2 separate regions of the Homo sapiens genome follow, and region 2 is linked to region 1. Evidence: chromatin loops called from intact Hi-C (ENCODE). Cell type or tissue: mammary epithelial cell. All regions are shown on one strand.

Evidence for each region. Hi-C counts contacts between places; a loop is a spot of excess contacts. Peaks named below come from ENCODE experiments on the same cell type or tissue, not always from the same donor. Only the 100,000 strongest peaks of a DNase experiment are listed, where the experiment ranks them.
Region 2: it touches region 1 in a loop (11-fold over the local background); 2 of 110 quality-filtered maps call a loop at or near these places.

What each region holds. Positions count from the first base shown.
Region 1 is chr7:130,559,200-130,564,199 of GRCh38, forward strand. COPG2 (coat protein complex I subunit gamma 2) reads right to left here. Exons shown (of 24, transcript NM_012133.6): 11 at 4,070-4,137; 12 at 1,834-2,022. Among named protein-coding and RNA genes, the nearest start is that of COPG2IT1, 18 kb to the left of the region's middle. In mammary epithelial cell, a CTCF peak has its summit at 2,017 (motif pointing left); a DNase peak (open chromatin) is centred at 1,962.
Region 2 is chr7:130,276,294-130,281,293 of GRCh38, forward strand. It overlaps CPA2 (carboxypeptidase A2), which reads left to right. Exons shown (of 11, transcript NM_001869.3): 7 at 335-445; 8 at 1,533-1,623; 9 at 3,170-3,369. Among named protein-coding and RNA genes, the nearest start is that of CPA2, 12 kb to the left of the region's middle. RefSeq lists an enhancer at 1,776-2,070. In mammary epithelial cell, a CTCF peak has its summit at 1,947 (motif pointing right); a DNase peak (open chromatin) is centred at 668; H3K27ac peaks cover 1,103 bases.

The sequences.
Region 1 (5,000 bases):
AAAAGACTAAAAATCCTAAAGAAAATGCGGAAAATGCAGCCTACCCAACCCATTGCAGCTTCTGCCAACACCAACATAAGACTGCTTGTGTCCCTGTAGGTTGCTCCAACATCACTACTGCCCATCACCCACACCACCCCAGCTGCCAGGGGCCGGAGAACCCACTCACACACTGAGCTCACTGCTCTCAGTATCTCTTTCTAGCAAGCCACCTTGAGGCCCAAGGATAGCCCTCTAGTACCCACAAACACTGGAGCCAGTGTAAGCTGGGCCTAAAAATAGGCACATTTGGTGTACTGCTGCCACTACTGGAGCCCAAAGACTGACTGACTATGTGTCCAGATCCCCAGCTAAACTTCACCACAACCTCAACTAATGCCTGTACCCTAAGTCACTGAGGAATCATAGAGACCACTGACCCTGTGTACTGCTCAAGAGGTCATACGAAGATCCCACTACCACAGGCACTCAAAATCAAAGCCAAGGTATCTTAATAACAAATACACGTCTTTAGCAAAAAACTCACTCCTACAAATGCAATTTGAAAAAACTAGAACAGCAACTGCTACACCAGATGCACAAAACTGTCTGCTTGAATACATGGGTAAAGTTTGTTTTTTAAAAGTCTGGATGCATACTAAGTAGAGAGTAAATAGGGTTAGTTATATTACTTGACTGAGTATAAAAAAAGAATGAAGCAATAAAATGTTTCTACTTTTATTCTTTTAACTGAAATTTATTTATTTATTTTTTTAAAATCATCTCTGACATACTCTCACCAGTTCTATTCAACCCTGTTCTGGAAGTACTTTTTTAATTAGGCAAGAAAAACAAAGGAAAGGCATTTGGATTGGATATAAAGAAGTAAAACTGCCTCTATTCACAAATGGCACAATTATTTATATAGATAATCTCAAGGAATACGTATAATGATGACTAGAACCAGTAAAAGTACTCAGCAAGGTTACAGGATACCAAGTTAATATGGAGAAGTATTTTTTAAAAGTTTTTCATTAATAGTAAACAATAAAATAAAAATTTTAATAAAATATCAAAAGCATAAAATATTTAGATATAAATTTAACAACAGATTTGCAAGACCTCTAGAGTAAACACTACAAAACACTGCTCAGAGAAATTAAAGAAGATCTAAAGGGAGAGATATACCATATTCATGAAATAGAAAAATAATGTTAAGATGTCAGTTCTCCCCAAATTGATTTATAGATTCAACACAATCCCAGTCATAATCCTAGCAGGCTTGTTTAGTAGAAATTGATAAATTGGTCCTAAATTTCATAGGAAATGCAAAGGAACCAGAATATTAAAAAAGAAAAAGTTGGAAGACCGCACTACTTAAGAGGTACCATAATGCTACATTAATCAATATTAGTGTGGTACTGGTACTGGATTGACAAACAGTTCAGTAACATAATACAAAGCCCAAAAATATACCTAAAATATATGGGTATTTGCTTTGTAGACAAAGGTGCCAAAGCACTCCAACAGGGAAAAGGAAGTCTTTCCAACAAATTATGGTGGAATACAGTAGATATAGGTATGGAAAAAATACTGAACTTACCAAACAAACAGTAATTCAAGTTGGATCATTGCCTAAAATGTAAAATCTAAAACCATAAAGCATTTAGCCTAAAGCATGAGAAAACAAGTAGATAAAGGTTTCTTAGGGAACAGTAATAACTATGAAAGAAAAAAATTGATAAATTAGACTTCATAAAAATTTAAAACTTCTGCTTCTCAAATGATACCGTTAAGAAAATAAATAGGCAGCCAACAGACTGGGAGAAAATATGATCATGTTTAAACTCTTACCTTGAACTCATCTGAGATTTCAGACACAAAAGAAGATATCTGCTTCATGAGCCGGTCCACACTGCTCTCACTTCCTGTTTTGAGGAGTGTAGTAATGGCTAAGGTAGCAATGCTTCTGTTTGAGTCTGTGATTAAGTTTTCTAAGTCCAGATTGCAGGCAGTAACAGCAGAGGGGTGCTTCATTGCCACCTTGTGGAAGGGCAAGAAAAAAAATTAAGCAAATTGCTTTTGATAAAGGCCAGAACTTAAATTTTAATTGAGGTAAGTGGCAATCCAAAGAGGACAGGATAAGTTAAAAGTAATTGCTTCAAAAACAAAAAGAATGGCTCCAGTTAACAAGGTATATCTTTTAATAAATGATCAACGGCCAGAGTATAGCATCGTACTCTCTTTTGTTAGGTTCCTCTAACCTTTCTAACATTACCATTTTTAAAAAATTATAATTGGCCTGTATTTCCTTATAGTACGTGTGTTCATATACGTCTATTCTATTAGATGTTAGGAGTACTGACAACAGGATCTAGCATAGTAGTCAGTGCTCGACAAAGACTGTTAATATCTTATCAGTTAAAAAATACTGCTGCATTTCAAGACGCAAACTCCAGCCAAACTGCATTATCTATGGTTACTACATGGTCTGCCATTCTCCTGCATCCTTGTTTTTGTTGATGTTGTCCCACCTCTTTGTCTATCCCAATATTGGTATGGAATCCCTTACCCACAATTTGGAAAATCTGAAAACACTCTGGAAAGCAGAGCACTGGGATGAAAATCCATTTAACAGCAAAACATGACCCAAACTAATGCGAAACTCTTTAATTCTTAATTTATACCACTTGACAAGGATAGTCATATGTTTTGTGCAAAAATATTAATGTTTTTTAATGGTGGGATGCTGCCCCAGGCCCACTGGGGTTAGTAAATAAGAGATAACACCATATAACCTTTCTAAAATTTAACTAAAAGCAAATTCTGAGACACATCTGGCCCCAAGATTAGAGATGAGGGATTGTAGACCTGTATCAACTCTTTAAAAACAATTTAGGCCAGGCTTGGTGGCTCATACCTGCAATCCCAGCACTCTGGGAGGCCGAGGTGGGCAGATCACCTGAGGTCACGAGTTTGAGAGCAGCCTGGCCAACATGGCGAAACCCTGTCTCTACTAAAAATACAAAAATTAGCCGGACGTGGTGGCAGGTGCCTGTGATCCCTGCTATTTGGGAGGCTGAGGCATGAGAATCGCTTGAACCTGGGAGGCGGAGGTTGCAGTGTGCCAAGATCGTGCCACTGCACTCTAGCCTGGGAGACAAAGTGAGACTCTGTCTCCAAAAAAAATAAATAAATAAAAAACCATTTAAATTGTTGTTCTATAAAGGTTTCTTCCATGGCTGCTCTAAACTTCTCTTTTCTTCGACTGTTTACACAATTAATTTATAATTATGTATTGCCTATGACAAGTCTTCTATTACATTTAACTTTCATTTACATTTTCTATGCTTATTTAATTTATTCTGTGTTTCTGTATTATATCCTCTAAATCTATACTGTCTAATAACATAGCCAACAGCAACATGTGACTACCAGGCATTTGAAAGGTGGCTAATCCAAACTGAGTATGCTGTAAATGTAAATATACTGGATGTCAAAAACTTGAGATATGTAAAAATATCTATTACATGTTGAGATGACATATTATATGTATTATGATAAAATATACTATTAAAATTAATTTTACCTTAAAAATTTTAATGTGGTTATTATGAAATTTAATATTACATATGTGATTCACAGTGGGTTTCTACTGGACAGGGCTGCTGTAGACCAGCACTGTGCAAGAGAACTTTCTTCAATGACAGAAATGTTCAAGATCTGCACTGTCCAACAGCCACTGACCACATGTGGCTGTGAGTACAAGAAGTGTGACTCATGTGACTGAGGGTTGAATTTTTTATTTTAATTAATTTAAATTGAAATAGCCACTGGTGGCTAATGGCCACCATATTGGACAGTGTGGCTCTTGAATATAAAATGCTTAGAAGTCAGAAATGAGTTATAATCTTCAGCTAAATAATAATAAAAATGAGCATACTCAAGGCCACAAATACAAGTGAAGTGTTGTAGAGGTGAAGCCCATAAATCACATATACTAACCTTGGAGAGAAAACCAAATGCTTCACATTTAATGTTTCTCAATTAAATACTGATATAAGTCAATAATTAGCAAAGAAACACCTACCTTGTTCAAGGTCCTCACAGCTGCATATCTCAAGGCTGGCTTAGGAGAACTACAGAAAAGTTGAAGAACTAAAAAAAAATAATAATAATAATATGTAACATTAAGTAATATTACATATACATACCGTGAATACTCCTGGCTTAAGAGAACTATAGAAAAGTTGAAGAAGTAAAATACAGATATAGATACAGTGACTATTACCTATATATGCTGTGAATATTCCTTATCTCATCATATACCATATAGCTGAAAATATAGTACATAATGAATCACATTCAAAATATGCATACATTTTATCACAGCATCAAAAATTTACATGAAAAATGTAACATCAAAATAGAAAAAGCACTTTTGGGGCGCCTGTAGTCCCAGCTACTCGGGAGGCTGAGGCAGAAGCATGGCGTGAACCCAGGAGGCAGAGCTTGCAGTGAGCCGAGCTATCGTGCCACTGCACTCCTGCCTCAGTGACAGAGTGAGACTCCGTCTCAAAAAAAAAAAAAAAAAAGAAAAAAAAAAAAGAAAAAGCACTTTTGGTCAGTTATAAAAACTTAAATAAGAAACAAAGTTTGCTCTTTTTAAAAAAAAATTAGAATACCCATTAATACCTGAACTAAATGGTAGAAATATTGACAGTTCTGAAAACAAATGGGCTTTTTAAACACCAAGGAAAACTGTAAAATGTTTTCAAAAGTTTCATACGAGGAAACAGAAACTTTAAAAAAAAGCAATAAAGAACTATTATTAATAAACTATGTACATATAAATAAAATTCTTTCAAAAGTTTTATATGGAGAAATAGAAACATTAAAAAAAGTAATAAAGTAAGGAACAACTAAAATAAACTATCTACATATAAGCTATCAGAATGCAAAGGCTATATATACACAGAGCTAGTGTTCAGAAAACATTCTTAATACCTATTCTGTAGACC
Region 2 (5,000 bases), 280 kb before region 1:
GGTCCACATAAGTCACATATATCACTGCTCACTATTGCAAAATGTCTCACTGGGATGGATAGGAAGAATGTTACTGCTTTTGAAAGAGTAGATATATGATATCTGATTTTTACTCAATAGAAGTAAATTATTCTGATTAGAAATAAAAGTATAGACGCTAGCATATTCAACACATTAACATTGCAGGAGACCGGACTGCTGGATGCCTAGAAGACTTTCCTTGATCAATAGTGATCCCTGGTTCACATCTGGAAAAAACACTACCTTACTATTCTGTCCTGTGTTCCCAACAAAAGCGGTGTGTGAGGTTGACATGTATCTTGTCTTTGCTCAGATTGTTTCTGATTATGGAAAGGACCCATCCATCACTTCCATTCTGGATGCCCTGGATATCTTCCTCCTGCCAGTCACAAACCCTGATGGATACGTGTTCTCTCAAACCAAAGTAAGCCTGGATTTTGTTCCCTTCTTCAACAAGGACCTAAGGAGATGTGTAGGAACTTCAAAAGCAAAATAAAAATACTCATTCTTTTCTTGATTTACTCTAAATGGAATGTCTAATTTCTCAGTAGTCACCCGGAAATGAGGGTTAGAGAAGTGGTTATAATCACTTCTTATTCCAACACATGATGTCTTTATATGTTGCCTCAGCCAGAGCCCATTTCAGCTGTTAGGCTGGGCTATTAGAGCTCAGTGTTCACCATGAGTCATCTAGGAGATTTGTTCCAATTATCTCTGCAATTTTTTGTGGTAGGATTGATAGAAAAGAGGAGGCGGATGTTACCTGCTGACAATTAGATTGCAGTAGGATTTAGGTGGGCAGTACAGTACATCTAGCATTTTACTTAAAATCTGTGGGAGAAATCCTCCATAATATCACTTAAAAGAGTTACATGGTTTTTTTTTTCCCTTAAAATCTCATTACAATACACTATTGTAGCAACCATGACCCCACATATATTCAAGATGAATGACAGCTTCAAGTTTATTTTTAGAAAGAGCTAACTACGGTAGCGTTTTCAAAGACATTTTCAAAGAAACTGATACTAATACTAGTACTCATCCCATGAGATACCATATGAATCAAGGGTTCCATTGTCAAGACCAGGAAACACCGCCCACCGTATCCGTTTCTTAGAGGTTTATAAAAAACAAGGCATTAACAATCCTTAGAAGTTCTGAAGTAAGTTTACCAAGTTAGCTCCATATTTTCCCCAAATAGGCTCATTGCAGAACCCTCTCTTCTGCTTTTGGTTCTTGCTGTTGGCCTTGGACAGAACTAGGGTTCCATGGCACGTGTTTGGCAGGCGTTCATTTGAGGAGATGGGGGCGTATTCATGTCTCACTTTGGTGAGATGGCAGAGAAACTCCTAGCAGAACCTGTATGAGGACTGTCCAACACCTCCCCAAGCCAAGGGAAAGGAGTGTCCCAGAGAACTAGGGAAATTGACAGAATTCTAAAGGAACCTTCTGATCAGGCTGAATGACCCTCTTTCTTTTTTTCCATGTGCTTTTTGGGTGGGATCTGAAAGAATCGTATGTGGCGGAAGACCCGGTCCAAGGTATCTGGAAGCCTCTGTGTTGGTGTGGATCCTAACCGGAACTGGGATGCAGGTTTTGGAGGTGAGCGCAGGGACTTGCCCCCAGGGATGGTCAGCCCGTGGTCTGGCCCACAAGCTGGTTCAAATGGCCCTGCAGTGCATCAGCTGGCTAAGCCCATCCAGGATTTAAGCCATTTAAAAACCTCTTTGAAAAACACTTAACTAAATTCCCTTCACAGGAGCACAGTGCTGTCACAGAGCTCTGAGCAGCATTTAATATATTTTGTCTCACATCTTGGTTTTCCCACAAGCTGTCGCCCGGTTAGCCTTCTGTGCAGCGGGAGCAAGACTTTGCACAGTGGCGGGAGGACTCGGGAAGCCCTGAGCCAGCCACTAGAGGGGGATAGGATCTATTCCAAGGAGAAGCATTACATCATCTATGGATGCTTCGAGAAAGAAAACTAAAAAGAAGTACATACACACAGGATGGAGAAACTGACTTTCAAAACAGATTCAAATATAAAATGTGAGCTTGCTGCCCTGGCTTTGTGACAGCGCTTATGTTTTGGAGTTCCGTGTCAGGCTAGTTAGGGGCTCCTTTATGGCCTCAGGTACTGGTGAAAACCCCTTATGTTTCAGTAACCATAGAATTAAATTTTTTCCCCCTCACTAGGCTATGATAAAATTGAGGTCAGGAGCTGTGTCTTTTTCACTGTAGTATTCCTAACACCTAGCACAGTGTCTGCAACGCAGAAGGTAATCACTATGTATTTGTAAGACAAATTAATTAATTAGAGTTATGGAACTAAGACAGGACTGTAGAGAACTGCTACAGGATATGGATGAGTGGCAACTTCATTCATTGCTTTGACAATTCTTCTTCTTTTTTTTTTAGTGTAGTGGAAAAATAATTAAAGCACAATACTGAGCAATGGCCCACAGTTCAATGTCAATCCCCCCGATATTATTTTCATTAAATAATTTTAAAATAAGGTGACGTTTTGTCTGTATCACATGGGGAGCCTAGGGAATCCTGACCCCTACTCATCCCCTGGAAGTTTCTCTAGCAGTGAGAGCCCTGGCCAGGCCTACAATGGACCCATTTCAGTGGTCTTGAGCCACTCTAGTTGCTGAGAAAATCAAGGCCAAAGGTGGCCTTGTTGTCAAATGTAGTCATGATTTCCTCATTGCAGAAAGGGTGTCAGAGGTTCCTTGCATTTCTGGCTTTGTGCCTTGGAATTACAGATGCATAGAATCTTCTACTGTTGGACTCTAAGAATTGGATGAGATCCCAGAAAATGAACTTGCTAAACTCCCACCCAATGCAGGAATTCCATCCATAATATTAAATCTAGCTTTTCTTCCAATAACTCCTACAGAGAGGAGATGATCTAATTAGATGGCTCTTTCTACTGTATAGAGGAACCATATTTTTTGAAGAAGAGATGTGTCCAGAATCACTTCAGTTAGGCTTTCTGACTATAACCTTTGGAAGAGACTTGATCTAACACAATGACAATCTTGCCCCGACTTCCAGAGGAGAAAATTAGTGATGCATGGTGACCTCCTCCCTACAGTGTCTTCTTAGAGCTCACTGTCCTCACTGGGCTACTTCTGCATCTCCCCAGGACCTGGAGCCAGCAGCAACCCTTGCTCTGATTCATACCACGGACCCAGTGCCAACTCTGAAGTTGAAGTGAAATCCATAGTGGACTTCATCAAGAGTCATGGAAAAGTCAAGGCCTTCATTACCCTCCACAGCTATTCCCAGCTGCTGATGTTCCCCTATGGGTACAAATGTACCAAGTTAGATGACTTTGATGAGCTGGTGAGTTTCTGAAACTTAATTTCAGCCAAGCAACAAACATCCATTGTGTGGTCAAGTAAGTTTCAGGCATAAAGTCATGCCCTAAGGTGGAGGTGTACCATTACAGCAATGAATGAAACATAAGTTCAACCACCGAGAAGATTATGATGCAGCCAAAGGTTTGAAAGACTGATTTTGAACTTTCCTATATTAAGTTTCTTTGGGAAATAGAATTCATGAAGTTATTGTTACCTTAGTCTAGATGAGCAGGAGCCTGGTTTGAGCATAAATTCCCAGAACATGCTTTTCTGTTGCATATGGGGGAAAAAACCCTTGGATTTGGATATGAGGCTTTTGGATTGGTAGTCAAATGCTCCAAGCTGAGCAATTCTGCTTCTCAGCAACTTGTCTTATACTTTTCTGGGATCTTTGGCTCTGTGATCTACCATGACGATGCACTGGTGTATGATGTTGGGGGTAAAACACTCACTTCCCTAACTTGATACCTTCTGTCACCCTTCCTGTTTCAGGAATAAGCCAACTGGCCCCAGCCTTAGATCAGATGGTGACATCTCAGGAGGCTGTTCACAACTGAGCAAGAGCTATCCCCAGCTAAAAAGAATGTGCAAATTATTTCTAATTTGGCTTTTAGGCTTGGTTTATGAAACCCATATGTTAGAAATAAGCCCAGAGTTGGGACCTTTTTGTCAATTTACCTTCAAGTAGATTATTGTCAGCAGCCTCATGCAGAAATAGATTAGATTATTCCAATTCAAGTATGCCTTTCATCTCATCAGTTAGATTTGAGCGCTGTGAGGTTTTGATGGTCAGTATTACCATTCAAGGTCATATCAGGGAAAAAGAATGTTCTAAAATGTTCTTTTTTTAGACCTAGATGACCTTAAATTATCTAAACCTGTGCTCAAACCTCTAGCAGATAGTCAATCTAGGCTATGATTAGATGGCTTCCTGCCTTCAGGGGAGCCTATTCTGTGTTGGGGAAGGTTGTTAGTGTTCTTCTTTATAGAGAGCGAAATCTTTGTATGGTTTTCACCTATCAGCCCTGGTTTATCATCTGGTTCTACTGAGCAAGTTTATTTCCCTTTGAGAGGTGAATCCACTAATTACTTGAAGACCACCAGCCTGCTTCTCCTAGCTCTTACTCCTAAATAACCTCAGTTCCTTCAAGCATTCATATTATGGGCCCAAGTTCCCTTACTATTCTGGTCGCTGTTTTCTGAATATGCTTCTTCAAGGGTAGTGTCTTAATCTGTTTGCATTGCTGTAAAGAAATACCTAAGACTAGGTAATTTATTAAGGAAAAAGTTTTATTTGGATTATGATTCTGCTGGCTGGAAGATTGGGCATCTGGTGAGAGCTTCAGGCTGCTTCCCACTCATGGAAGGCAAATGGGAGCTGGCGTGTGCAGAGATCACACGGTGAGGGAGGAAGCAAGAGAGAGAGTCGGGAGGTGCCGGACTCTTTAACAACCAGCTTTCGAGAGAATTAATAGAGCAAGTACTCACTCCTAACTGTGAGGACTGCACCAAGCCATTCATGAGGGATCTATTCCCATGATCCAGACACCTCCCATTAGGCCTCACCGCCAATCTTGGGGATCAGATTTCAACATGAGGCTTGAGGGGAATACA